Regions from separate parts of the Homo sapiens genome. Here region 1 is linked to region 2. A link is a loop called in an ENCODE intact Hi-C map of the cell type or tissue named here. Cell type or tissue: dorsolateral prefrontal cortex. All regions are shown on one strand. Links, peaks and the distances in the headings refer to the core of each region. The heading gives the core; the rest is flanking DNA. Region 1 holds the start of MIR4535 (microRNA 4535). Region 2 has its middle 76 kb from the start of LINC01310.

Region 1 (15,117 bases), core at 4,306-8,305, 160 kb after region 2:
TGCTGGAATGACAGGCATGAGCCACCATACCCGGCCAGCTCATCTTCTTATAACTGTTATGGCCATGTGTCTGTCCTTAGTTTACTGAGTGTTTATGCTTGCAAAAATACGTATGTGATTATTGCCTATTTTATTTTGTAAAGTGGCCTATAAAGGCCACTTTTTGATTCCACTTTTAAGTGGAATGGATTGTTTTAGATTCCACTTATAAGTGAGAAAATGTGGCTGGGAGTGGTGGCTCACGCCTGTAATCACAGCACTTTGGGAGGCCAAGGTGGACAGATCACAAGGACAGGAGATCAAGACCATCCTGGCTAACGTGGTGAAACCCCATCTCTACTAAAAATACAAAAAATTAGCCAGGCGTGGTGGCGGACACCTGTAGTCCCAGCTACTTGGGAGGCTGAGGCAGAAGAATGGCGTGAACCCAGGAGGCGGAGCTTGCAGTGAGCTGAGATTGCACCACTGCACTCCAGCCTGGGTGACAGAGCGAGACTCTGCCTCAAAAAAATAAAAAAATAAAAAATAAGTGAGAAAATGTGGTATTTGTCCTTCTGTGCCTGGCTTTTTTCATTTAGCCTAATGTCTTCCAGATCAATCCATGTTGTCACAAAATACAGAACACTTCTCTTTTAAGGCTTAATAGTATTCTATTTTATGTGTCTGTGTGTGTATATATATAAAATATATGTGTGTGTGTCTATATATGTGTGTCTATATATTATATGTGTGTATATATAATATGTGTGTATATATTATATATGTGTGTATGTGTGTATATATAAATATGTGTGTATATATAAAATATGTGTGTATATATATGTGTGTATATATTATATATGTGTTATATAAAATATGTGTATATGTGTATATATATGTATATATAATATATGTGTATATATAATATATGTATATATAATATATATGTGTATATATAATATATGTATATATAATATATATGTGTATATATATGTATATATGTGTATATATAATATATATATGTGTGTGTATATATGTGTGTATATATAATCTCTATGTGTATATATGTGTGTGTGTCTATATATTATATGTGTGTATATATGTGTGTATATATTATATATGTGTGTATATATGTGTGTATATATGTGTGTATGTGTGTATATATAAAATATGTGTGTATATATAATATATATGTGTGTATATATTATATATGTGTTATATATAATATATGTGTGTATATGTGTATATATATGTATATATAATATATATGTATATATAATATATGTATATATAATATATATGTGTATATATAATATATGTATATAATATATATGTGTATATATAATATATATGTGTGTATGTCTGTATATATGTGTGTATATATAAATAATCTTTATGTGTATATATATGTGTGTGTGTGTGTATATATATATATAAAACGTTTCTTAATCCATTCATTCATTGAGAAACTCTTAGGTTGACTCCATAACTTGTCTATTGTAAATAATGCTGCCAAAACAAAACATAACAACAACAAAAATAGACAAATGGGATTATATCAAACTATAAGGCTTCTGCACAGCCACAGAAACAATTAACAGTCAAAAGACAACCTGTGGATAGGGAGAAAATATTTGCAAGCTGTACATCTAAATACGGGGTTAATACCCAAAATGTATAAGGGACTCAAACAACTCAATAGCAAGAAAATAAATGAACCAATTTTAAAAACTGGCTTGGGATCCAATAGACATTTCTTAAAAGCCAACATACCAATGGCCAACACATATATGAAAACATGCTCAATATCACTAATCATTTAGGAAAAGTAACTTAAAATCACAATGAGATATCCACTCACACCTGTCAGAATGACACTATTATCAAAAGGATGAAGGACGCTGAGTGTTGGCGAGGCCATGCAGTAGAGGGGGCCCTGTACTAAACTGTAATAACTACACAGTTGGTGGGAATGTAAATTAGCACAGCTCTTATGGACGACTGTATGGAGCTTCCTCAAAAACCTAAAAATAGAACTACGGTATGATCCAGCAATCTTACTTTTAGTGTGTATCCGAAGGAGTTGAAATCAGCATGTCAAATAAATATATGCCTCTCTGAATCTCCGGCACATGCAGAACCCCAAGCCGGACCTGGGAACCTGGGCCCAGAGGATGCAGGCTCAGCCCTGCCCTCCAGGAGTTTCAGATAAAGGGAGATGGGGCACATTCAGGGACATCCCACCACAGGGTGGACCCCACAGAGGGCTGCCCAGAGGGGCCAGGGCTGGGGAGCCTGGGAGCGGGAAACCCACAGGGTCCCTGGTCTCACTCAGTGGTGCCCAGAACAACTGAAACCCCATGACTACCCAGGCCACCTGCCCTTGCATGTAAGCCTTGCTGAGTGACCAGCCAGAAAAGCCACAGGTGGAAAGGACCTTGCCAGCCCCAAGGCTGTGAGTCTGGAGGAAACTCAAATCCCTTGTCCGTAGTGAGGCAGGAGCAGGTGCTGCTTCAGGGACAGGGCTTAGGACCTGTGGTCAGTGAGCCCCTCCTCCCTCCTGGGACCTTGCTCTCAACCAGCCAGACCCCTGGGGCCTCAGCCTGGCTCACAAGTGGCGGCTCCTGCACCCCCATCCCCTGCCTGGCTCACTGTCCCCTCCTTGCCAGTGGGCTGCTGTTTTTGAGCCTTTGCCTGGGAGAGACTTCCTTCCAGAGGCCTCCCTCCCTCATCTGCTAGGCGGCCCTGCCCTCCCTGCAGACCAGCCCTCACTATAACTGTGTCCCCCCAGAGGGTGGCTCTGTGAGGATAGGACAGGCGCTGAGTGGACGTCACATGGTGACCCAGACACAGGGATCCCTCAGCAGACAGCAGAGAGGAAAGAAGGCTGGGCTGAGCCCCATCTCTCGGGAACATCTCAGGGAGGGCACACGCTGGGTGCTGATAAGCTCCAAAAAGGCTCACGGTGGCTCCAGCACCCAGCCTGGGACATGGGGTCGCAGATGGCAGGGCAGGTGTGGGGTAAGCGGGGAGCTGTTTGGGATTCCCTGGAACTGAGTTGAGGCTCCCTTGGGTCTGTGATGTTTGCAGCAGGAGAGTGACATCCCCGAGAAGGAGAGAGGTTGGCCCTCGGGTGTGTGGTGAAGGGGCCTGAAGAATGTAGCAAACGCTGTCAGCCCCACCCCATGACACCCCCATTTTGTTTACACTTTCAGGGGATCCTTGGCCTGTCTGTTTGTACTGCTACAATAAAATATCACAGACCGGGTAATTTTTATTTATTTATTTATTTTTATTTTATTCATTTTTTTGAGGCAGAGTCTTGCTCTGTTGCTGAGGCTGGAGTGCAGTGGCGCAACCTCCGCCTCCTGGGTTCAAGCGATTCTTCTGCCTCAGCCTCCCGAGCAGCTGAGATTACAGGTGCCCACCACCACGCCGGGCTAATTTTTGTATTTTTAGTAGAGACGGGGTTTCGCCATGTTGGCCAGGCTGGTCTCCAACTCCTGACTTCAGGTGATCCACCCGCCTCGGCCTCCCAAAGTGCTGGGATTCCAGGTGTGAGCCACCGCGCCCAGCCAATTTTTAATAAACAGAAATGTATTAGGTCACGAAAGCCCCACCTCACAGGACTGCCACATTGGGGGTCGGGTTTCCAACTCAGGCTTTTGCGGGGACTCCTTCAAACCACCGCAGCCCCCAAAGGCCCTTCATGCTCCTGCTGTCCATGCTCCAGGGTGAGAAGTTGGGGAGCAGAGTGAGAAGGGAAAGGAACCCAGGACTAAATCCCGGGGGCGGGGGGTCATGGGCACCGTCGCCATTAGCTCGGCCACACTCAGCCTTAACGGAACCCACAGCCCGCACGGCTGACACAACGGCCCTGAGTCTGCACAGCCCTGGAGGCTGGGAGTCCGAGAGTAAGGTGTCGGCAGGGCTGGTGCCTGGGGAGGCCTCTTCCTGGAGGGCATGTGGCCACCTTCTCACGGTGTCTTCACACAGCAGAGACGGAGCCCTCTGTGGCCTCTTCTCATGAGGCCACCAGTCCTGTGGGATCAGGCCCTCCCTCCTACAACCTCATTTAACCCTAATCACCTCCTCACAGGCCCCATCTCCAAATACGGTCACACTGGGGGCTAGGGCTTCAACCTATGAATTTGGGCCACATAATTCAGTCCATAGCAGGCTGCAGAGGGCAGGAGGGGGCTGCAGATGTCCGCTGAGGAGGGTCCTCCTGCAGACCACCCAGGGGGAAGTTTGGGGAGAGTTCAGGGGGTCAAGGGGACCATCAGCCCTGTATTGGGAGGGACCTGGGAGCTAAGCTGTATGGCCACCCCACGTCCCATATCTTCCCAGCACAAAATGTGCCCTGCCGAGTTGATTTGCTCAGCTCACTCTTTATTTTGAAACGACGTCAAGCATGAAGAAGAGTTGCACAAATAATGCCAATAACTCCGGTGCCGCCTTCATGGGGGTTATGGTGGTTCCAGTGCACTCCACATGTCCCCCCTCTCTCTGTCCCTCTCTCTCGTGTACACACACACTGTTTCCTGATCCAAGAGTGAACCACCCTTAAATTCTTCCCAGTGTGAAGATAAAAATTTCCAAAAATCAGGAAATCCTGTCTCTTAACCAAGGCACAGTTAGCACCTTGGGACGTCCCACATGGCCCCGGGCTCTCTTCTGACCTGTGGTCCATGGTGGAGCCACGCCACGCCCCAAAGGAGGCCAGGAAGACGATGCCATGGCCCGACTGGGACCCAGGCCCTGGGCTGCTGTCCCTTCCTGGCTGTTATCTGCTTGATTATTTGCGATTTCTAGATATTTTCACAACATCAAAAAATTGTATTAATCATTTACATTCCCCACCCCATCTTTTCCAAAAATCCAGGCCACAGACGGGCCACCCTCATGGTCACGGCCTGGAGGCCCCTTGCAGATGCAGAGTTCCAGGCCCCCGCAGGCTCAGGGAACGGGAGGTTCTGGGGTCAGGGCCCCCGGCTCGGTGTTTTATGAGACTTCCTGTTGATTCTCCAGCGCAGGGAATTTTGAGAACCACCGGCTTCGCCTGCACTTTGGTCTGAAGCTTGATGTTGGTTTAACCAGGGTGTTGTGAACTGTGCTCATGACCGATGTCCCTGGAAGTATCTTAATGGAGCTAGCAGGGCCTGACTTGTACCTGGAACCTTCAAGTTCCCTTATCTGGAGCAAGGTCCACAAGCCGGCCACGCCCCAGCCCCAGGACGGCCCAAGGGCTCAGCAAGACGGCCGCTGTCAGTTCCAGAGAGACTTGTCCTCTGGGTCCCCTCTGTTTCAAACCTTTCATCCTTGGACACTTGGCGAGTTTTATGAACAGACAGTGCATTTCATTGCCGGGATTATTATTTTTTTAATTTTGAAATTAAGAATCCAAGATTCCTCTACATATTTTATGAAAAGCTCTGTCTTCCATTTAATGAGCTCTGTGTGACTAATCAGAAAATAAAACGTATAAAGTAGAATGATTTAGCCTGTAAAATGAGAAATGAAGAAAAAGAGTAGCACATTAAACTTAGATGGGCTAGGTTTTCCTGGAGTTGACCTTGGAGATGGTTTGGGGCGAGGGAAGCTTTGGGGAGGGCAAAAGGTGGCCGGCCAGGAGCAGTGGGGCATGTCCAGAGGTGGACACCTGGAAGGCGTGGTCCTGCTGGCCGGGAGCTGGCCAGTACCCGCAGCCCTGCAGCCTCCAAGAGTGGGGCAGGAGGTGACAGGCCATAGGCACCTTGGGGGTTTCACTTATGGGTCCATCCCGTTGTCAAATGTGCACAGCTGTCCCACCCAGGAGGGAATTCCAGGGATGGGCAGAGTCTCCGTGCTTCCACCCCAAAAGTGTGCCCTCTAGTGGAAGAGAGTGGGTGGAGACATATTCGAAAGAGTCGACCAAGCTGTTGGCCACCGTATTTGTTGATGGTTGGCTTAGCTTTAAAGGCTCCGGCGCTGAGCTCCCAGCTGTTCAGGTTGCAGTCTTTAATTATTTGATCTGGAGCAGAGTTCCCTTTTGAAATGCAAATTTCCTGGAGCTGAGATCTTGCCGAGCCGCCATCCTGCATCCTGAGGACTGTGTACCCCAGAGGGAGGCCTGTCTGAGAGCGCAGAGGAAGTGGGGAACCCAGAGGCCGGAGGCATCCTGGCCACAGCCCTGGGCTGGAGCCTCTCTCTTCCTCCCACCCCTGCCCTCTGTTCTCAGTGCCTGGCATTTTAAATGGCTGCATAACTGTGAAGACTGTATTTACATAAATGGCCAATAAACATATGAAAAGATGTTCAAACTCAATAGTAATCAAAGACATGCAAATTAAAGCAACAGAGATTGATACCTTTCTCTGTTTAGCAAATTGGCAAAGATTAAAAAGAACGATAATCCCTGATTTGGGTACCAGTGTGGGAATAGTTGGGCACTCTCCTCTCCAGCTGGTGGGCTTGTCAAAAGCTTCCGCTTTCCTGGAGGGGGATTTAGCAACCTGCAGCACATGCTAAAATGCAGAGACTTTTTATGCCTCTTCACCTAACAACGCCGCTGCCGAGGGTTTATCATAAAGAAATGATTCAGTGAGATGGCAAGGGTGATACGCTGGAGAAATCGCAGCATCAGTCATCACAACAAGAAGGGGGCCCATAAATGTGAGCAAGAGGAGGACACGCCATTCTTGGAGGGCCTCCGACTCTGACATACCCTAAAGAACAGGGCACATTGCTATTATCGACATGGAACAATGGCTTAGTACTACAGGATTCAGGAAGAGAGCAGGGTCCAGAGCCCTCTACATAGAACTCCCAATTCATACAAGTGTGAGCGGGGTGACTGCTATGTGCCTAAAAAATTATAGGTGCTGAAGCTTCCAGCAGACATAAGCCAACTAAGCTTTTTGCCCACAAGAAGCAAGTACAGAAAGACAATGTATTAATCTCCAGCGGCCACCGTAACACGTTACCACAGACCGGAAGACCTGACACCAGAGGTCCTGTGTCCGGCGACGGGCAGGGCCTTGCTCTCGCTGAAGGCTGTGGGCAGGATCTTTCTTCCTCTCACAGCTCCTGGTGGCTGCAGGCCTTTCTTGGCATGTGGCTGCACCACTCCAATCTCTGTCTCCGTCATCACGCCTCCTTCTAGGAGGCTGATTTTCCAAATTTTCCTCTTCGTGTAACGACACCAGTCCTTGGATTTAGGAACCACCCTAATCCAGAATGAATGCATCTTCACTTCATCACATCTGCAAATGCTCTATTTCCAAAGAAGGTCCCATTCACAGGCACTGGGGGTCAGGACTTGGACGTATCTTTTGGGGGATGGAATTTAACCCACACTCGACGGTCATTATGGGTAAAAGCCGTCCTGCTACGCACCCAGCCCTGCATGCGGAAAATCCCTTTAGCCTCCAGAGCAAACCCATGAGCAACGCAGCACTGCAGCCCCACTTCACAGACGGGAGGTTCCAGGACTCACCCAACGCTGGGGCCCACAGTGGGCAGGTGGGTCGGGGTCCTAACCCCCAGTCCCCGGGGACCCCAGAGCTCAGAGCGGCCCTGAAGACATCCTCAGGCTGCTGTGTGGCTTCGGGAGGGTGCGATTTGGAGGTGAGGATGCCCCCATCCCCACCATGCATCTCTCCTCCCCCTCCCCAAGCATGGCCCCTTACTGCTCCTAGAGATAACCGATCTCTGTCATTTTCTGGCCATAAATTCCTTGTTTTTCTTTTCAGTTTCACTGCCACGTCTACATCCCTGAAAAGCAAAGCACAGTTTAGTCTCTGTGAACTTTATACAAATGGAAGCATATTTCATTACCCTTTTGCTGCCTGCCTTCCTCCACTCAGCATCACAGGTTTGGGGATTCATCCTGCTTTTCGTAGATCTGGGGTTCCTTCCTTCCTGTCACTGAACTTACGACAGTCCATTGATTCGTTTTGCTGCTGAAGTGGCTTTGGCTTGCTCCCATTGGGGGCTGAAATGAGACCTGCTGCTGAGGCCGCTGTGCTGTGGGTCCCGCAGGATGGGGGTGAGATGCTGGGGTGCACCCCAGGTCGGGGGGGTCCCATCCGCACCATGAGCACAGCCCTCTCCTCCCTAGAAAAGGTCAGACTGGTTCCCAATGGGGCTGCATCGGGCTTAACTCAATTTTCCCCTCTGCACTTTATAGAACGCTTACACATTCGAACATGTATTGTTTAAATAATTAGATTATTTTGGAATGGTGTAAGCCAGTGGGAGAGAGACAGCAGCGTGGTCTCGTGTTGGAAAGCTTGGGCCTGGCATCCAGGCAGACAGCCACCGTCCCGTCCCTGCAGGACTCTGGGCCTGGGGTCCTCACCGGGGATTCAATGAACCGCTTCCATTACAGGGCTCAGCCGGGCCTGGTGTGAGTTCAGTACTGGGTGCAGGCTTGCTATGATTGCTGTTGTTATCAAAACAAAACCACTTTCATTTGGGAAAAATATTAAAGCCACGACAAAGGGCGGATGGACAGAGGCCTGTACACAGGGCTCCACGTTCTGCATAGGGTCCCAGGCATGCACCTTTTCCCCAGCACAGTGGCGCACGTCGGAGCCACCGCCTTGGGCTCCAGAACTGTGTGTCTTGCTCTGTCCCAACCCCCAGTGTGTGTGAATTCTGCCTGCACGGGGCCAGCCTCTTAAGAGAGAACTGTGCCCTCTCATCTCAGTGACCCAGAGCCAGCCTAGGACAGAAGCCACCCAGTGAATTAAGCTGCTCAAGCCACATCGTCCCAGCCAGGTCCACGTGTCAGAAACCAACTGTGAAGACTGGGACCCAGTTTCAGCTCAGGACTCAGTGAAGAGCCCGTGCTCCTGGGTCCCCGCCATCTCCATGGCAGCAACGTTGGCGACTGTGGCCCCTCTTTCACAAACCCACTGTTGGGGCTGAACTGCACCCCTAAAGTCCACGTGTGGAAGCCCTAACCTCCAATGCCTCAGAAAGAGGCTGTATTCAGAGAGAAGGCCTTTATAGAAGTGACGAGGTTAAAAGGAAGTTATCGGGCAGGCCCTAATCCAACAGGACCCGGGAAGAAGAGTCATTATAGAAGAGAAGAGAACGCAGACAGGCACAGAGGGACGCCCAAGAGAGGACTCAGGGAGAAGACGCCACCTTAAACCCGAGGAGAGGCCTCAGGAGGAACCGGCCCTGGCCACACACCTCGATCTGGAACTTCCAGCCTGCAGAGCCTGCGAGAACCAATGTCTGTTGTGTTTGCCGCCGGTGTGGGTTGTGATGCTTTGTTTCAGGAGTCTGGGCCGGCCCGCAAACCTGCACTGCGTCTCCTTCAAGCTCAGTCTAACTCTCAGTAAACTCATTCTGCTTTGGCTCAAAAAGGTTGATTTTTTTCCTATTTTCTTCTTTCTTTTGCTCCTCAAATCCCAGTGGGTCCCTGCAGCTACTCGGTCACTCAGGCCAATGTGGGGCTTTGCCACCAGCCCCTGTCCCCTCGGGTGAAGGTGTGAGCTGCACCGGCTACGTGAAAGCTCTGGGGTGTAAAGACCCAGTCCCCGCACAGTCCGGGCAGCCTGGCTGCAGAACCGCCGGTGCTCCGCGCCGCTGCAGGGCTCCGTGAGACCAGGGCACCTCTCGAAACCTGTTTCTCCTTCTCAAACACAGGGATCTGAGGGAGGCCTGCTTGGAAGGGTGTCATAGGGTTTAAGTGAAATGAGCAACAAGTCCAGCCACGCTGTGCGTGCCAGCAGGGCCAGGCAGGCAGGACGGGATCTCCTCTGTTGCCTTAGAGGCGAGAAGGGAAGGCGGTGGGTACCGTGGCCCCGGCTGTGCGTCTTGCAGGGCTCGACAGCAAGGGCTGAATGGGGCCAGCCCGGACTCGCGGGATCAGTGGGAACTATGGAGCCAGGCTCTCTGCTGACGTTTGGTTAAATTTCAAGTAAGTTGCTCAGAGTTTTGCAAAGTCCAAGGTCACACGAAAATAAAGGCAAATGGTCCATTTTATGATTTTACATCAGTTACTCACACGTGGGAAGCAGGCACCTCGCCGCGGAAATGGATGGATTAATCTCCCGTGTGTAGGTTCCTGGCTCAGGGAGCGGCTCCCTTTATCTGTCTTTCATGGGCTTTGCGTCCCTGGTGGGCTGGTGTCCCTGGCAATGTCTCAGGGACCAGGCTTCCAGGACATTCAACAAGCACGTGTTAGCCCCACGCCCTGCCGCCATGCCGGTCCCAGCTCTGCCTGCCTCCCCACTTCTGCCCTCGCCTCCCCAAAGGCCGACGACCCCACAGCAGCCAGGGGAGCTGCATCTTCTGGGTCACAGCATGTCCTTCTCTGCTCAGACCGTGCAGTGGCCCTGCTCCTGGAAGAACAGCAGAGTCCCTCAGGGCCTGAACCCTCCAGAGTCTCCACTCCCATCGCTCTCTGACCCTACCTCCTGCCACTCCTCCCTAGGGCCCTGCATCCCTCCACTTCCCTCTCCTCCTGTGCCTGGAGCATGAAGAAGGCCCACTGCCGAGGCCTCTGCAGCTGCGGCCACCTCCTTCCCCAGCTGCACGGGCTGCGGCCACCTCCTTCCCCAGCTGCACTCAGGGCTCTTCCTCGCCTCCTTCAGGTCTTTGCTTAAACACCCATAACCTGTGTGGCCTTCCCTGGCCTCCCACTGGAAACAGAATCCTTGATCCAGCACCCCCAAACCCAGCACTCCACCCTGACACCCCTCCTGGCCCGTTTCACTTTTCCCCATGGTGCCTCTTGCGTCTAACATAGTTTACACGGTAACTTCAGGAAAGGGCTTGTTTGGGTCTGTGTAATGAGTGCTACATCCTTGGTACCCATAACAGGCACGGGAAGGGCAGCTCTGGGTTCTCACCTCCCGAATCCCGAGCTCCGTGAGACCCTGCTCGGGTAGCTTCACCTCCCTGGGACGCAGAAGAGCTTGTTAGAAATTTGCTGCGCCGTGAACCACCGTGACAGTGTGCTGTCTCTCCTCTCCTGATGCCAGTGAAAACCAGGAGAATAAAAAGCTGGGAACAGCAGCCACCCGCAGTGAGGGGCATTTCTTACTCTGGACTTTAATATACTTGTAAAATCAAAATGCTAAGGGGTCACAATTAGATAGGGGCAGAGAAGCCAGGGTCACTTCCACAGGCCTCAAGAGAATCAGCCACACTCACTTGGTTTCCAAAGCAGCTGGCTCACCCTGGGAACCGGAACCAACAGCTGTACGTGTGAAAAAACAGAAAGAGGTGTGTGCACAGGCTACAGGGGACTCCCGAAAACCAGTGACACCACGAAGCGCCACGAAGCTGGCAGGGAGCAAAGAATGCATGACCTGCCATCTTTACAGGAGACAGTGGGTCCCATATGTGATGGAAACAAGGATTCATGTGGACAGGAAGCAGCTTTGAACTACTGATACAACATGTGGAGGCTAAGACCAGACCGATGTCATATGGAACACAACATGTCTGTCCACACAGACACAGACGCACACCCTGTATCACTCAGTGCTTAACTGGCAGCCAGAGAGAAGATGTGGATGTGCCGACCACGTACATACTTTGGCCCCTTCTCCGCACGGTCTTTCTGCAGATACCTGGCCTGAAAATAGCTCTCCTCATTCAAACACAAGTAAAAATAACAAGAAAAAATAGGAATAATGTAGAGGAGGAAACTAAAAATATATTACAGAAAAATTTGGTCAGGGAGAGGACTGAAAAATATTATGAAGAAAAAATAGCATCACATGGATTTAAAGATGATGGTTTTTTTTTTAAGTTATAATAAGTCAGGAAATAAAAGCCTTAAAAGCAGAGACACAAGAGCTCATGGAGGCAATAATAAAACAGAAGAAAAGTATAAAAATAATTTGGCAGACCTTGGGAGGAAATGACAAAGATCAAGAAAGCCATCACAGAGAAGGCTATATTTGAAGCATCATAAGGCTGGAACAGCCATACCCAGGGGAAAATAGGCTTAAAAAACTTGAGCAAATGAAATAATTTTAGTTTTTAAATATAAGAAAAATACAATAGCAATAAAAGACAAGGAAGATTTCCAAAATATATATAACGGTTAGCCCTGAAGAAGAGGAAATGAAATTACTGGTCTTGAAAGATACAGAAATAATACTGAGGGAATTCACACCCCCTAAAGCTGTCAAAGGACTTTTCCATAGGAGATTTCAGAAGTGTGTGAAGCAGTTTCCGTAAAGACTTCATTAAAAAAAAGTCATTCAATAATTTTATACCTTGCTAAACTATTATTCCAGTATAAAGATATATATATATGCAAGAAGTCCCATAAACTTTATTGAAGACATTGCTAACAGACAAAAGTCATCCAGCTAAGAGCTTAAGAAATAGTCTATGGAAAATAAATTGGTAGTGAGGTTTGTATGAAGACTTGTAAGTTAATACTAAAGCTAAGACTGTGAAAATGATGGTTATGGAGTGATAACTGTTCTAAGCCCTAGTAATATAGAAATTACATAACTAAGCAGTGGGTGGATGAAAAAGGCAAGCTAGAGGCTGAATAAGCAGATTTCATCATCATTCTTAGTACAGGAGGTCAGCAGTTGTGGTGTAAAGCGCACAAATCATATAAAAGATGGATGATTGTATTGTATAAGAACATAAAGATGGCCAGTAAAGTATGTGAGGATCATGATGGAGCCAGCAGTACCACACAGTGCATGCTGACCCCAGGCTCTCCAGCCCCCTGGTTTGTAGCAAGACTTGGCCAAGGGGGAGACCCAATGACAGATCAAAGAGATGGAAGAGAGTGGGGTGAGGGAGTTCACTCCCCAGGTTCACTCCCTTAATGTCCCAGAGCTGCTGTGTCCATTGACAGAAGGCCACTGCCCCTCTCAAGGTGGCTGCTTTATCCATCACTTTTATTTTCCAGGTTCCAGTAACCCCTCTGTCCTAGTAGTCATTTGGCCTAAGTGCTGGCTCTTCCTACATTAAATTCACACAGACAGAGAGAGAAACAGAGAGAGAGGAAGACAGAGAGAGAGAAAACTTGCTTTTGATAAAAAGCAAGAAAGGAGGTGGAGAAAGCAAAGAAACTCAGATAAGGCAGAAAAAATATCATAAAGTTGTGTATACATAGATAATATTCAAATATAACTAGTTATAGCAAGTGTAAAGATTTCATTTTTAAAAAATGGTCATATACTAAGTATGTAACATACCTAAAATATAACAAAAAAATATTGAAAGTAAAGAGGACAGAGCCTTGGAAGCAAATGAAAATCAAAGCTGCCTTGGTGTAGCTATATTCAAAGCAAAATGAAAGTTCTAGGGGTGAGGAAGGCTATTTTACAATAAAAAAGTCAAATCCATCAGGAGAACACTTTGCATGCACATGGTGTAGTCCCAAATTTTATAATGCCAAAGTTAATAGAACTGCAAGGAGAAGTAGATAAATCCATCCCCATACTGGAAGATTTTCATACAGCTTTCTCAGTAAATCAAGACAGCAAAACTATTTATAAGCATATAAAAATGGAAACAACACAATTAACAAATAGATCAGATGAAAATATAAACTATAGAATCCTGTACCTCAAAATTGCAGGATATTCTTTATATGTATACACAGAACACTCATGAAAATTTACCTGTATTAGAACATAAGTCAAATCTCAACATAGTTCCAAATAAAGTATTACCATTAAACAGAGTATATTTTATGAACATAACTACATTGTAAGCTAATGACACACAGGTAACACACAGTTATTAATGAAATGGTTAAACAGACTGTGGTATGTCCATACCATGGAACGCCACTCAGCAATATAAAGAAACATGCTGTTAATACAGGCAACAGTCTGGGTGAATCTCCGGGCAATTGTGTGACACACAGAAAGTCAATCTCTAAAGGTTACATCGTGGATGATTGCACTTATATACAATTTTTTAAATGACAGAGATTTAGAAATGGAGAAGAGAATAGAGGTTGCCCAGGTTGCACGGGAGGAGGAATGGGAAGAGAGTAGCTATGACAGAGGAAGGTAATCGATGGGATGTCTGTGGGGTTGGAACTGTTAGGTATCTTGATGGTGGTGTTGGGTACATGAACCTACAAAGAGGATAAAATTGTATAGAACTCATCGCGCACACACACACACACACACACGCACACACAAATGAGCACAGGTAAAACTGAGGAAACCTTAATCAGCTCAGTGGCTTCTGTCACTGGGTTGTGCTACTGTACTAGAGTTTTACATAACATTTGTACTGGGGACGGGGTGGGGGAGTGTACATGGGCTCTCTCTGTATAATTTCCTACAACCGCATGTGAATCTACAATTATCTTAATAGAAATTTCAACTAAAAATTCTCTACATTAAAACTTGAAAATTAACTTTGGTTTAAAGAATGCACAGAAGTGGGAGCTGTATGATACTTATATTTAGATAATCAGACAAAACTGCAGATGAAAGCTCTATAAAAACGCCGGGCGCATTGGCTCACACCTGTAATCCTAGCACTTTGGGAGGCTGAGGTGGGCAGATTGCCTGAGCTCAGGAGTTTGAGACCAGCCTGGGCAACATGGTGAAACCCTGTCTCTACTAAAATACAAAAAAAAAAAAAATTAGCCAGGCGTGACGGTGTGCGCCTCTAGTCCCAGCTACTTGGGAGCCTGAGGCAGGAGAGTTGCTTGAACCCAGGAGGCAGAGGTTTGCAGTGATCCGAGATCATACCACTGCACTCCAGCCTGGGCAACAGAGCAAGCCTCCATCTCCAAAAAAAGAAAACAAAGTTATACAAAAACTGACAAGCTGGGGATTTCCCAGCCAAGGGCTCCTGCAAACCACCTGGCAGTAAAATCAAAAGTCAATGCATTTTGCCCACACACAAAGAGCTTCCAAACAGCTTTGAGGACCACTGCTCTCAACCAGTCAGGATGGTCAAGTGTAAGGAAGGCCTGCAACATGAAGATGGAGGCCACAGCCCAGAATCAAAGCAGACTCACTGGGAGAAAACGGGGACTTAACAGAGTGAAGAAACTTTCCAGAAAGCATCCAATACTCCAGAGAAATAAGAAAAATATTGCAATAATAAAAGGAGAGCAAGAAGCTATCTACACACGAGGAACATTGAGAGAACAAGAGCAAAATAGCTGATGGAAATTAAAAACATAGC
Region 2 (15,117 bases), core at 4,235-8,234:
TTACAGGCGACACTTCACCCCACAGTCTCTGCTCTTGCAACACTGGCCTGACAGTGTCTCCCGGGGACAGGCCAAGGCTCCCGGTAGGGCATCTGCCTGGAGAGGCCCCTCCCAGGGACTCTGCAGTGTGGAGCCGGGCAGAGCAGTGACGATGGGACCCACGGACGGGAGGTCAGCGCAGACTCGGGAGGCGGAGCTTTGACCACAGTGCTGCATCACTGCACAGCCTGTCTTTTGAGTCTCAAGGGAGCCGTGGTCAGGGGAGCTCAGTGCCCAGAACTGCACGAGGCCTTGGGGGACCTATTTCAGCCCCAGGCCAGGGAACGGAAATCATGACTCAGCTCTCCACTGTCCTATGTGCCCCCAGGAGGTGCCTCTGCTCCCACCCCCCACCCTAGAGTTGACTAATTAGTCGAAGCAGGAGCGGGGTCCTCTACCATCACTTTAGTACGACGTGGGCGTCTGCGTTTCTGAGGTCTGTTGCATCTACAGTCTGTAAATGCTGGGTGTCGGGAACAAAACCTACAATTCCCTCAAAGTGGTGAGTTTGGTGCCAACACATAGAGGAATGCAATCTGGAAGCTTCTTTCCAGTGCTGGGGACGGCTTTCATGACCAAGATGCCAAAAAACCTCAAGAGGAAGAGGTCCCTGGGGGAGGCCCCATGGAGAAAACCTCCTGTGTTGTGGTTTTCATTGTGTCTCCCCAAAGATGCTAAAGGCAGAACCCCAGGGCCTGTGAGTGTGACCTCATTTGGGAGGAGCGTCTCTGCAGATGATCAGGTTTGGACGAGGTCAGCAGGTGGGTCCTAAGCCAGTTACTGTTATCCTCATTAAAACTTTGGCAAAACAGACAGACGTGCATGGAGGAACAGTGATGAGAAGAGACACAGGGAGAAGACAACCATCTACAAGCCAAGGAGCACCCAAGGCCACCAGAGGCTGAAAAGGTGCAGAGAACAGATTGTCACTCACAGCCTATAAGGAAGCAGCCCGGCCCACGCTGTGATCTTGGATTTCCAGCCTCCAGAACCAAGAGAAAAAATTTCCGCTGTTTAAGCTGCCTGGACGGTGCGGTTTTGTTATGGCAGCCCCAGGTCACTCACGCCCATGTCTCGCTCTCAATAGCCTGGAGGTTGGAAAAGAGGTGAGGCTGGAGGAGGGGGTGAGGCTGGAGGAAGGTGTGAGGGTAGAGGAGGGGTGAGGCTGGAGGAGGAGTGAGGCTGGAAGAGAGGGTGAGGTTGGAGGAGGGAGTGAGGCTGGAGGAGGGAGTGAGGCTGGAGGAGGGAGTGAGGCTGGAGGAGGGGATGAGGTTGAAGGATGGGTGAGGCTGGAGGAGGTAGTGAGGTTGGAGGAGGGAGTGAGGCTGGAGGAGGGGGGGATGCTGGAGTGGGAGTTGAGGCTGGAGGAGGGAGTGAGGCTGGAATGGGGGGGGAGGCTGGAGTAGGGGGAGGCTGGAGTGGGAGTGAGGCTGGAGAGGGAAGTGAGGCTGGAGAGGGAGGTGAGGCTGGAGGAGGGAGTGAGTCTGGAGTGGAGGGGAGGCTGGAGTGGGAGTGAGTCGAGTAGGGGGAAGGCTGGAGTGGGAGTGAGGTTGGAGTGGGGAGGTGAGGCTGGAGGAGGGAGTGAGTCTGGAGGGGAGGCTGGAGTGGGAGTGAGGCTGGAGTGGGGGGAGGCTGGAGAGGGAGGTGAGGCTGGAGGAGGGAGTGAGGCTGGAGTGGGGGACAAACATCCTAGCTGGGTGCAGCGTCAGGTGCCGTTGCCCCTTGCATTCATTGTGATTCAGGGTCCACTCTTTGTGGCGGGTTCCACAAGTGGCAACAGGGACCTGGGTATCTAACACCGGCATCATGAGGCCCAGGCTTGGGATCTGTGCTGAGGCTCCAGGTATTATTTGGAGCTGTTGAGGGGCGAAGGAGATCAACTTGTACCCAGCAGCTCTCCCCTCCTCCTCATCTCTGCAGGTCAGTGCAATGATCAATTGTCTGGCAGTTCCACCCACTAAAGTCATAAAAGGTTAAAAAGTCATTAAGCATTTGCTATGTGTCCCTATCAAAGTCATCTTAATTTTGCCAAGACATGTAAGGTTCTCTCTGGGGAGACATGCTCTCAGGATTTGAGTGCCATCCCTCAGCAGAATAGCAGGTGCAAAGTTGTGTGTCAAAGCCCTGAGCAATGGGCTACGAATCGGCTCATCCCCCAGCTGGAGACTTTAAATTCCTGCCTTTGGAAGGTGGGCTCCCTCCAGGCAATAAGTGTGTCAGCTGTCACTCAGCATTATGTAATCTCCCTGCCAGGGGACATCCATGGGCATTGTGGATTGATGCTGTGTGCACCAGCGTGCCCACTGGAGATGCCCGATAATGCTCCTCATTTCTGCCCATTATGTCACTTACAGTTTGAGAAACAGGAGCTCAATATTGTTGGGATATTGATATTTTCCTGCATTGGCCAATCACACCTTCCATGGCTGCTAAAGACCTTTCTCTTCCTTTTTATACATCTGCTGAAAGCAAAGTCTTCAGCAATAAAGTGTTAATGTAACCCAGCGTCCTCTCCGGGTGACAGAGCGGAGCAGAGGACAGTTTCTAAACTCTCTGAATGAGCGTGCCCCTCATTCAGAGGGGCACAATATCTCCGTCCTCACCCTGGAGGTTCTGGTCATAATCTGGGGACACCATCTCTTCCCAGGCCTTTGCCAACACTTGTTCATCTGGTCTACCCACCTCCAGACTTTTCCCCTTTGAGGGAGATGGCCATGGTGGGGAGCCTGGTGAGGGGGCTACACAAGGAACAGGATGAGTGGCTTTGGTTTCTCCCTTAGGATGGGGGTGCTGACTCCTAGGAGAGAAGTGCAGGGGTCAGAACTCTCCACAGTTCAGCTGAAATATGCTCCTGGGCAAGTCCTTTGTCCTCCTCTCAGCTCTTCCTCTTCACCTGTTAGGAATTCTGTTGGAATATACATATATATATATATATAATATATATATATTTTTTTAAGATAGAGTTTCGCTATTGTTGCCCATGCTGGAGTGCAATGGCACGATCTCAGCTCACTGCAACCTCTGCCTCCCGGGTTCAAGCGATTCTCCTGCCTCAGCCTCCCAAGTAGCTGGGATTACAAGTGCCCACCACCAAGCCTGGCTATTTTATTATTTTTAGTAGAGACGGAGTTTTTCCCCATGTTGGCCAGGCTGGTCTTGAACTCCTGACCTCAGGTGATCCGCCTGCCTCCCAAAGTGCTGGGATTACAGGCTTGAGCCACTGGGCCCAGCCAAAAACCTTTAATAGTGTGAATTTGACCATCGTTCCCCCAGCACACACACCAGTTGCACTCGCAGAGGTAAGACCACTTCATTCTTGGGCGGAATCACTGCAGTTCTACAATTCATGTTTCGTGGCACGTGCATGTGTGTGCGTTTTGCTCTCAGCAAAGCACTGGAGACCTCGCACAAAACAAACAACTATTTTTATTTCACTTAGTATCATGAACACAATATCAGGAGTAAAAAACAGGTGCAATCGGGTCCCTGTGCCATTTATGCTTGTTGGAACACGGGCTTCTTTCTGTTCTGAGTTCGAAGTGGCTTCTGGTTTGATTGTAAAGCGTGGCCTTCAATGGCCCTAATGAGTTGGTGTTCCATTGATGTGCAGCCTCACGGAACACCCACCCATTGTGGGCCTATGAGACGTCTGCGCTCCTGAGGCATCACAAATTCTGTCTGCAAATGAAGCACTGAGGGGCCTGGGCGTGTGTATTTCATGGATCTCCTCTGCTCACTCCTTTGTCCCATTGGACCTCAATATTGTTAATTATTAAGAATTGCAGGACAGGCTGGGCACAGTGGCTCATGCCTGTAATCCCAGCACTTTGGGAGGCCAAGGCGGGTGGATCACCTGAGGTCAGGCAAAACCCTGTCTCTACTAAAAATACAAAAATTAGCTGGGCGTGGTGGCGGGCACCTGTAATCCCAGCTACTCAGGAGGCTGAGGCAGGAGAATTGCTTGAACCCAGGAGGTGGAGGTTGCAGTGAGCTGAGATCATGCCATTGCACTCCAGCCTGGGTGACAGAGCGAGACTCTGTCTCAAAAAAACCGAATTGCAGGTCAAGGACAGCGAGCCTCAGACCAAGCGCGGGGGCTTCTGAGGATTGGACAGATTCCACGCCTGTGCCGCCAGCCCAAGCCCCCACAGCGGAGGTTTGCACCACGAGGGCAAGGAGTTGGTGGGGCCTCTGCACATCCTGGTGCCCACACTTCCAAGAGAGCCTGAAGAGGGACCGGACATCCACTTTTCCCTGAAACAGTGATGTCCTCTCCCCAGGCCCCAAGCTCTGTGGGTCCGTCTTGTCTCCTGTCCTGTTCTCTCCTGTGATATCATTGATCCTTATGCTCAAGCCTCCCTCCCTCCGTATGCCCTGCTGCAAGAACCCCACCCCACCTCATGGCAGCCAGGTCTGGTCTGGGGGTGAAGCTCAGGATACACAGAACCTGGGCTATAGAATCTTGCCTGAGCCCACCCAGAGACTCGGAGCTGCCACACCAAGGGTGCCCAGAGACTCCCACAGGGAATACCTGGAGACCACGCCTCCTCCAGCACTGGGGCAGCACAGCCCAAAGTTCAGAGCCAGACAGGTCTGTTTGGGCAGGGCCAGCTATCCTGGGCCGGCCTCAGTGTGGGGCAAGGTTCAGAGGCAGAGATGCTCAGTGCTGGGCACATGGGCTTGGGGTCAGCCTGTCCGGGCCAGGACCAGCACCATCCCCACCGCTGGGAGGCCTCACACACACACCTCCACGTGCCCATCTGTGCCTGCCTCGTGCAGATGTTGTGAGGATCACAGGGAGCGTGGATGGAAGGACTTAGGCCAGCACCAGGTACATCACGCACACTCACGGCCCGAGGGCTGTCAGGAGGATCTTAGGGACAACCATCCCTCATACGGGGCAGACAGGGCAGAAGGAGCATCCAGACACAGGTCAGGAGCCTCTGGCAGCGGCACTGGTTATGAGGCAGCGTCACCGGGGAAGTCAGAGAAGGACCCAGCTCTGGGCCCCATCCAAGCCCCCAGGACCGGAAAGAGCAGTGGAAGCCCCCACGCTCCCGGAGATTCTGATGCAGCCCTCGGCCTCCTGTCCCTGCTCCACCTGCTCAGACCTGCCCCCTCCAGACGGAGCCCTGGGCCGCTGCCTCAGTCTGCTGGGGCTCCGTGGTCAGCCGCCAGCTGGGTCCCACCTGTCTGAGCCGCAATGGCACCCTTGAAGACAAAGCCGCCTGGGCTGATGTACCTGGTGCTGTCCTGGGTCCTTCCACCCCTGCTCCCTGTGATCCTCACAATGTCCGCACGAGGCAGGCACAGATGGGTGCATGGAGGCGCGTGTGTGAGGCCTCCCAGCCGCCAGCTGGGTCCTGCCTGCCTGAGCTGCAGTGGTGCCCGCTGGACACGAACCCTCCCTCTCAGCTCCTGCCGTGCCTCCTGCTCTGGCCCTCCAGTAGAACCTGCTCAAGACGCGGGAAGCGTATTCTGCCCCTCAGAGCCTGGCAACCCATCTTTCTGCTGCACGACAACTCCTTGCCCCAGTTTCTCGGCTCTGGGGACACCCATGGCCATTAAGAAGGGGGACAGTATAGGGGGAGCCGAGCTGTTTGGAGCAGCCGGGCAGCCGTTCACTCCGGCGGGAGACACCCTCCGTTGGCGTCCGTGGAGCCGGGCTGTGCTTCTGAGCTGGGCTGATGGCCTCACGCTCTGATTGCTGATGGATTCTATTTAAAACGGGACTGGAGGAGGGAAGTGGGAAGACGGATTGGGCCAGATGCTTGGGAGGGACCCAGCTCTGAAAGCAGAGAATGGGGTTTCCTTCTGAGTGGGTCCCTCCAGCCAGGGCCCAGCTGGCCTCTAGCAAGGGCGTCTGCAGCATCCCAGGCTGATGGCAAAGGGGACAGGGCACACCCAGGGTGCAATTAGGGCCCTTGGAGAAACTTCCCACAGGCATCTGGGTGGCTGCAGTGCCAAAAATGTACACTTTAGGAAGAGCCGTGGGATTCCGGGGGAGGAAACAGCCCGGGGTCAGCCTCCCGTGGCTGCTGGGAAAGTTAACACAAACTCAGTGGCTTAAAACAGCAGAAAGGTGTTGTCTTACAGTTCTGGAGGCTGGAACTCGGGGAAAAGGTGTCGGCAGGGTGGGTTCCTCCGGAGGGCTCTGCGGGAGAGTCCATCCAGGCTGCCGTCCACCCCTGGAGGCCGCCATCCTTGGGGTCCCTCGTCTCTGCCTCCATCGTGGTTGCAGTGTGGCCCTCCCAGGGCATCTGCCTCTGTCTCTCTCCTCTTCTGAGGACACCAGGCGTTTCACGCTTAGGGCCCACTGGATTCCAGTGTGACTGCATCTTAACTACTTCACCTACGAAGACCTTATTTCCAAATAAGCTCAGCCTGAGGTTCCAGGGATGAGAACTTCAGCAACACAGTTCAGTCTCCAACAGGGCCCTCCCACCAGGCCACAGCCTGTGGAAGGAGGGTTTCCTGGCCTGGTGGAGGGGAGCCCCAGGCTGCTCAGCTGAGCCGGGGAGGCTCACGGGCCCCGCCTGCTGGACAGTGTGTAGGGAAGCAGCGGATGCTTCTCTCCCTGCCCAGAGGATGACCAGTGAAAACGCAGGTGCCAGCACCCTCTGTGCCGTAACGGACTGGTCCACTCCCCTCACTTCCCTGTGCTGGTTACCCCATGACGGATGTTTGCCGAGAGCTTTGTCTGGCCCCTGTGACGGACGTTTACTGAGAGCTTTGTCTGGCTGGACCTTGAACTGGCTTCATTCCACGCTCAGTTTTGATCCCAGAAAACTCTGCTTGTCCCAGAATGCACACTGCTCTCAGCTCTAAGTAATGCTGCTTCCAGAGATCGGTGCATTTTTAGGGTGAGCTGTGTGAGTAATGGTGTGATTTCAGGTGCAGCAGTTCACATACAAGGGACACATTCTGGAGTGTGTGGCTCTGCTACAGCCTCTCAAATCATCTCTCTGACCTGTGAGGAAAACCAGGCTGGGCTTTAGATGCCTGGACACAAGTTGGCAAGATTAGGAGCCACTGAGTTTCTAAGCTGGGAGCGTTATCGGGCATCACCTCGACCATCTCTTGTTATTCACTCATTTACATTCATCCTTGTGTCCAATCACAGATACTCACTCATTCATCCTTGTGTCCAATCACAGATAGTCACTCAGTCATCCTTGTGTCCAATCACAAATATCGACGAGGGCTTACTCTGTGTTAGCACCAGGCTGTGCATGGGGGATGCTGTGGTGCCAGGCTGGTGAAGCGCCTCCATCACGGTGCCCATGGCCCCAAGAGAAAGGGCCTTGACTCACAGCTTCGAGTCCGAGGGTGGGGCAGAGCCAGGCAGGCTGTGTGAGAGCTCAGCTGGACGGGAACAGAAGGCCGCCCACGCTGGAGCCCTGAGCAAGGCCTGAAGGAGGAAGCAATCACTTTCACACATGGCATAGGCAGGGCTGGATCCTCACAGAACATTCCAGAACACACCTCCCGGGCCCCAGACCCATTTCCAGGGGCCCCAGTCTCTGCTCTTCGAAGGCCGACATCGGCATGTGTGTCTTCGTGTCCAGAGCCCAGTGCCCTGTGACCATAAACGTGGGCAAGCAACTGCTGTCCTGGGTGCTGACTCTGCGCCCAGCTCTCCTCATCACTGTGCACCACCCGGCATTCTAGCAATTAATTACTGAACCAGGAGGATGGAAGAGGCAGGAATTGGACTAAGCTAAGGGGAGGGACCTGGTGATGAGGACCAGGAGGGATGGAGGGGAGGCCCTCCAAGCCTGCAGGACGGCCCCCTGTGTTTATAGGCAGCACCTATTCAACAGGATGCTGACTCTCCTGCACTCTCTTCAGAAATCTCTGTGGCGAGGGTGATGATCTAGCCCCAACAGGCAGGGCTGGAGGCTGGATGGAGTTTCACTTTCTAGTGAGTGAGCCCTGAGATCAGATTGGGGGGACAGCTGCCCCTGCTTTGGATGTAGACGAGAGCCCCCTCTTTCTGAAATCTCAGACGTAGAGCTGTGTGCATGTAGAGGGCAAAGTGCACCCACAGCAGTGATCCAGGCCCCAGGCCCAGGCCCTCCACTTCCAGTGGCTTTTCATGTTAGGTCTGGGGCCTCCTGTCTGCAGCCAGGCCTGGCTTGCCCAGCAATTCAGAGAAGGCAGAGCAGGGCCCTGCCAAACCCCCTGGGATCTGCAGAGTCTGGAAGCTGGGCCTTGTGGGAGGAGGTGTGGCCTGGGGAGTGCTGCAGTGTCCTGAGGGTGGGGTCTGAGTTGGGGTGGGCCGGGCCATGACAGGGTCTCTCTGAGGCTGCCCAGGTCAGCTCTGTGGTGCCTGATGTCGGCGTCGGCCCCACATTGCCCACTGCAGTCCAGCTGTCTCCCGTAAAACTCCAAGCCCAGCACCTGTTCCTCCCACCTGCTCCTCTGGGAGCCTCTTTCTGTCTCCTGTGGCCTTTCACCCTGCCGCCCCAGGCTGGTGCTCTCCGGCTAGAAACAGAGAACTCCGGCTCCAAACTGACTTTCCCGGGAGGCCTTGGAGAACTGATGCCTCTCACCGCTGATATCAGCTCTGGAGGCAGAGAGAGGCCATCCTGAGAGGCACTGTACACCCTCCTGGGTCCTGTCCCCGTAAAGGGAACTTCCCTAGAAGCTGCTGATTTACAGGGATGGGGACCTGGGAGGGCGTAAGGCGCCCCTCGGAATGGCCGCAAACAGCCCCCCAAAGCCACCTGCACGATGGCCCTCACCCCACAGTCAGGACAGGATCCTGACCCCAGTAGTCAGCCCAGCCTGCAGTGCCCAGGATGAGCCAGTGGTGTTCCAGGGAGGAGAAAATCCATCTGAGGAACCTCCCAACCCAACTTTTAAAGGCCTCACCGAGCACTTCCTTCTCCCTCTTCCCAAATTGGAAAGCATCGGTGCAGGATGACCAACCCTCCTGATGATAGTTCGGAGAAAAATAAGATCCCAGCCCCAAAGGACAGCAAGTCCCCCGCGAGGCCGTTGCCTGTGGTGGGCGGTGGCAGGAATGCTGCACCTGCTTTAAAGAAGGGCCAGCCACCTGTTCAACCCCAGATCCCAGGAATTAGTGCCGCTGCATGGATCCGCATGGATTCCCCAGGCCTCTCCCACATCTGAGGCTCCCGGGTGGGTGAGTACACGCCCAGAAAGCCCCGTCATTCCTACAAACCCCCCGCCCCCCACCCACTGCCCCCAGGAGCAAAGAAGAGAGACCAAGATCCAGGGCACGGCTGCAGGACCTGAGCCCCTCTTTCAAGATGTAGAGATACCTGTGGGATATGAGGCAGGCAGGACCCTGTGCCACTTCTACCTGGGAGCACCATGCAGTGAGTCCAGGTCCTGGGAAGGGTGACAGGGTCATGCCCATACCGCAGGACACCCAGAGCACCCCTCCAGTGTGGCTGGCATCGGAGCCTGGGCCCAGCACGGTTTTCTCCCTGGCTCCTACTGTGAGCCCTGACTCAGGCCTCGGTCTGCAGAGTGTGAGCCTGAAGCTGGTGCCCAGAGGGCTGAGTACCTGACCCGAGTTGCACAGCTGGCTCTGGCAGACCAGGTGGGCCATTTCTGCCCCGTACATTTCCCTTCCCCCACCCGTCAAACACGTAACAGGGACACGCCACGGGACTGGGAGTCCACAGATAGACGAGGGTCTTGCAAACCAGAGTGTGCCAGCCAGAGTGAGGAAGTCTCATGACACGCGCATGGTGCTCTAGTTTTCTCATCTTCCCTGAAAAACTGCACCATGGGGATCTCTGACTTGGGATCCAATCTTAGTGCCACCTACACAGTAAGCCCGAAATTACTTAGACCAGCATGGCACAGCGGAGGCGCTACTGGCGGTAAGAGGCCTGACCTACTCTGGGACTCTGGGCGTCCTCTGGTGAGCTGGACCCTCTGAAGGACTCCAACCATGTGCCTGAGCACCAGGAGAGTTGTGGCAGGGAGCCCTTCTCATGGCAGGGCCCCCTCTGTGTGTCTGCTTCCCCCAGTTCTTCCCTGGAGGGACTCATCCTCAGCTAGGCTGCCACCTCCTCCAGGCAGGCTTCCCTGACCACCCTGCCTCAGGCTGTGCTTCCTGGGCCTCGGGGCTTCCTGGATGTCACTGCCTGGCTTCTGCCTGCCTCCCCCACCAGACAGTGGCTCCCTTAGAGCAGCACACAGAGGCCGTCTTCTCCTGCGCAGCTCAATGCTTTGTCCTGGACCGAACCCTCACTCACTGCGTGCCTCCCTTCCGTGAACTTTTGACAGGTGAACCCTTATTTGCTGGTCACTGTATGCTCAGCAGTGAGTGCTGTGCACAGTTGGTAATAAGCTCTAGGTAACCTGGGAGTGAATGAATGAGCAGGGGGATGAGTGGGACGGCCTCTAGAGAGGCACGCTGAGCCCTGGGGACGGTGCCTTGCGGGCGCCTTCTGGACAGGGACCTCCAGGGCCAGGGCGGGGGCTGGGAGAGGCTGCCCCACCCCGAACACTGCGCCGCATTCCTTCCCTCCCCAGTAAATAAGACGTTCGCTCCCACTCAGAGTGCTGCTTCCCAACTTGATTTATTGCCTTCTTATTACAAAGTCCTTCTAGAGGTATGGATTTTTTTTAATACAATTTACATTTTGGGGAAATGTTTCACTCTCCGGCCGCCTCCCCCTGAGTCTGAATGAGAGCTGCCCGTGGCTGCTCAGTCTCCCCCGCACCTGTGGCCAGGCAGGGAAAACCCGGCCTCGGGGGGCGGGGGCGCCCACTAGGCTGAGACACACACGGTGAGAGCTCACAGGCCAGGCCTACTCCCGCCAAGGCATCTGAGCCTCCCAGGGCAGGGTGTCCCGCTGGCTGGGCCTCTGGAGGCCCGGCCTGTGGGGGCTGAGCTACTCCTGCTGGGGCCAGGCTGGTCCCTGCCTTCCGCTGGGCCCCTGCCGCATGGGGTACCTCTGCCATCCCTGGAGCGGAGGGGAGCTCCGAGGAGGGCACGCTGTTGTCTGAATTCTCTCAGGTATCCCATCCCAGGCAGCGGGAAACTCATCACCGCCCTGGGAGAGGCTGGCAGGTATCGATCCCCATTTGCTAATAGAAAACACAGCTCAGAGGCGGAAAGTGACTCTCCAAAGTCCCCCAGTTCATAAAGGCTGGAATTAATAAGGCCAGATAGATAAAGGAACACTTAGAGGAGATCCCGGAGGTGCAGTTGCTCTGTAACCTGCAAAGCCCTTACCGACATTTAATTTTTATTAGTTGTATTAATATATGAGATACCGAAGGAAGACCTTTGTAAATTAGGTGCAGAACTAAAGTATTAGTTATGAATATACATGATAATAACAGAAATAGATGAGTTCACAGAGCTGTGAGCTGGGGGTCAAAGCCCAGGCCCTGGTCACTCAGCCTGCTCAAACCTTTTGGTGGCCTCAGCCACTGGCCCTTCCTTTTTCCTCCTGGGCCTTAGTGGACTGACTTTTTCCAGCTTGCTTTGCAGATCTTACTTGGCTGGTGAATGCGAACAAGGAGTCAGTGCCATCCCCAACCCTGACCCCTAAGTCTCACCAGGAGCTTTCAGCTCCGTCTCTTTCCATCTGCTGGCTGAGCCCCGAGAACTCCAGGGATGGCGAGGAGCCCGGGCTGCATGGGAAGGAGGTTGGCCCTCGGGATGACCAACCAGGGGTGGACGACACTGCCCCTGCAGTGATCCAACATGGTCAGAAGCCTGTGCTTTGTTAAAGCTCTTGAAATCTGGGGCTGGCTGATGGATCCGGGTGCTTACTCTGATTATAGAGATTATGACCTTGAAGTTCAGGGCTGCTGTGCAAATAAAGAAAAACAGAAAAGCAACAACAAAACAAATACATACGGCATTGACTTTGGCAGGAGAAGTGAGGGAAGGAGGAAGGAGAGGCCAGACAGCGCCCTGATGCCCTGGAGGTCAGTTTCTGGCTGTTACAACAAATTACTCCAGATGTGGTGGCTTAAAACCTCAGAAAATGTATTCTCTTACAGTTCTGGAAGAGAGAAACCCAAAATTAGTCCTATGGGGCTGAAATCCAGGCATCGGCAGTGCTGGCTCCTTCCGGAGCCTCCAGGAGGATCTGTGCCTCACATCTCACAGTCTCTGTGCCTGCTACCATTCCTGGGCTCCTGGCCGCATCGCCTGCATCTCTGCCTCCATCTATGCATTTGAGATTCCACCTAAAGAGAGTCTGTGCAGTGTTTGTCTTTCTGCATCTGCTTATTTCACTCAGCATAATGTCCCCCAGGTTCATTTATGTTGTTGCAAATAGCAGATTTTCCTTCTTTTCTCTTTTTTTCTCTTTCTTTCCTCTTTTTTTTTTTTTTATAGCGTTTTACTTTGTCACCCAGGCTGGAATGCAGTGGCATGATCTCAGCTTACTTCAACCTCCGCCTCCGAGGTTCAAGTGATTCTCCTGCCTCAGCCTCCTGAGTAGTTGGGATTACAGGCACCTGCCACCACACCCAGCTCATTTTTGTATTTTTAGTAGAGACGGGGTTTCACCATGTTGTCCAGGCTGGTCTCAAACTCCTGACCTCAGGTGATCCGCCTGCTTCAGCCTCTCAAAGTGCTGGGATTACAGGCGTGAGCCACTGCGCTTGGCTAATTTTTGTATTTTTAGTAGAGACAGGGTTTCACCATGTTGGTCAGGCTGATCTTCAACTCCTGACCTCAGGTGATCCACCCATCTCAGCCTTCCAAAGTGCTGGGATTACTTGCGTGAGCCACTGTGCCTGGCCTTTCCTTCTATTTTTAAGACTGAAAAGTACTCCACTGTGCATCTATAACACAGTTTTTAAGTCCACCTGTCAGCAGACACTTAGGCTGTTTCCACGTGTATTATTTTTAATAGCACAGCGATGCATACGGGCCTGCAGGTGTGTCTTAGAGGCATTCGTTAAACATCAGCAACCCTTGGCTTCCAACCTTGCACTGAGGAGTGTGTGAAGACTTTCCAGTCCCGGGACTCTGAGTGTGTATGAGAGGACAAGGTAAGAAGAGGAAATTCCCAGGAGTGAAGCAGGGTGCAGCAATCACCCACAGGGCGGCTCCGGTCACACAGCAGGACGGGGCTCCTCTCAGAGCTGCTCACCCAGGTCGGGAGCTGTGGCAGTCCACCCGGCAGGATTCTAGGACTGCCTGGAGCCCGTGGGTGTTGCGTGTCTCTCCCTCGGTCCTCCAGTGAGTGGTGCTTTCTGTGTGCTTTGTTGGTGATGTATGTCTTTTATTGTTGCTAAACATAAGGGACATAGTTTACCCAGGGGCCCCAGCATGACAAGCATTGTACTAGTGGCTTGTGTTTTCTCATTGAAACCTGATACTTTTTTTATCCTTACTTTCTTGGAGTTGAAACTCAAGTATAAAGATGCTAAGTATGCTGTCCACACAGTACTTGGCTAAGTCAGCACAGAACAAAAACGTGGAACCCATTTTCCTGACTTCAGACTAACTCTTTTTCTTCTGTATCCTGTTCTTCTCCACCCCAAGCCAGCCATGGTTATCATTGGAAAATTCTTCTTCTTTTAAAATAGTGATCAGAGTACATTTCTGCTGTAACACAATGGATCAGAGAGATTTCTATTCCATTTCCAAGTAAAGCCAAATACAAACAACAAAAGGAATAAAACATAAAGAGGAAAAAAAGCACATCCAATGAGACCAGAGACAACCGTAACCATAAACCTTGGATTGTGATGAAAAGTGTCCAACACAATGGTATCTGGGCAAAGTGTGAAAGGCGGTGAGAAATACCTGCAAAATGTTATGGATCTCAGCAAAGAGACCAAACTCTCCAAGAGCTCAGAGAAGTCTCGCCCATGACCTCTTGGCCAGGACAATGTCCTTGCATGCTGCTCTGGATCAGAGTGAAGGCCACCCAGGCAAACGGCACAGACATGCACCTGTGCAGGTGGGTCACAGTGGGGTGTGCAGTGGCCACATCCCTTTGTCACAGCTGAGCAGAGTCACAAAGGAGAGAGATTCAGGCCAAAAGCAAGAAGCGAAGGCTAAGGCAGAGTTGTAACTGCCTGAACAGGTATTGAAGTCATATCCCATTCCACAGAGAGCTGCTCAGCAAAGCCTGGAAGACCTATTGCTTTAACTCTTTCCTGTCTGCACTGAGAATACTCACCAGTGGTGCTTGTGGCTGCAGTGTTTACCTTAAGACAACTTTGCCACAAAATAATGTTGCTTTCATGATTGTTTCTGCATTGCTGTAGTATATCGACTTTGGAAACAAAAGACATCATTCTATGTATATCATTCTGTTTTTAGTAGTGGTATTTTCATTTACAAAATGTAGTAATTCTCGATCACTGAAAATGTCAAATCCTAGAAAATGTAGTATTCCTATGTGTGACATTAGTATCGTTCTCAAACAGTTGTTCACAGAAGAGTCATTTGATGCATCTGATTTTTTTTTCAAAATAGAGGATTCTGATGACTCAGATAATTCTGATGGTAGTTCTGTTTAGAAATAACTCCAAGAACGGTTTTTATATTTTATTTTCACATTGCAAATCAGTCAGATTTACTTCAGCCTCAAAGAGCGTGTTTATGTAAAATTAAATGAGCACTGGCAGAGAGCTGCACATTTGTTTTCTAAATGGGAAAAGGGTTAAGATTTTTAAGGTTAGACTGTCCACTCAGTAACTGATTTTTTTTTTTTTTTTCTGAGACGGAGTCTTGCTTTGTCTGCCAGGCTGGAGTGCAATGGTGCCGTCTCTGCTCACTGCAACCTCCATCTCCCAGGCTCTAGCAATTCTCCTGCCTCAGCCGCCCAAGTAGCTGGGATTACAGGCACCCACCACCACACCCGGTTAATTGTTGCATTTTTAGTAGAAACGGGGTTTCACCATATTGGCCAGGCTGGTTTTGAACTCCTGACCTCAAATGATCTGCCCACCTTGGCCTCCCAAAGTGCTGGGATTACAGGTGTGAGCCACTGTGCTGGCCTCAGTAACTGAATTCTAAATGAATTGAACAGAAACTTAAGTGGCTACAAACAACAGAGAATACAGAGTTTTCAAAATTAGTCCAGAAAATTACTCAACAAGGAGCACCAC

The links. A loop is a pair of places that touch in the nucleus more often than their neighbours do. Peaks named below come from ENCODE experiments on the same cell type or tissue, not always from the same donor. Only the 100,000 strongest peaks of a DNase experiment are listed, where the experiment ranks them.
Region 1: it touches region 2 in a loop (2.3-fold over the local background); 1 of 110 quality-filtered maps calls a loop at or near these places.

The regions. Positions count from the first base shown.
Region 1 is chr22:48,773,962-48,789,078 of GRCh38, reverse strand. MIR4535 (microRNA 4535) reads right to left here and starts at 8,784; the gene lies at 8,726-8,784. In dorsolateral prefrontal cortex, for the core only: a CTCF peak has its summit at 5,823 (motif pointing left); no DNase peak of the experiment used is centred there.
Region 2 is chr22:48,935,442-48,950,558 of GRCh38, reverse strand. No RefSeq gene overlaps it. Among named protein-coding and RNA genes, the nearest start is that of LINC01310, 76 kb to the right of the region's middle. RefSeq lists silencers at 4,488-4,782, 8,336-8,536 and enhancers at 4,488-4,782, 9,641-9,810. In dorsolateral prefrontal cortex, for the core only: CTCF peaks have their summits at 6,387 and 6,586; DNase peaks (open chromatin) are centred at 6,588, 7,368 and 7,538; H3K27ac peaks cover 2,663 bases.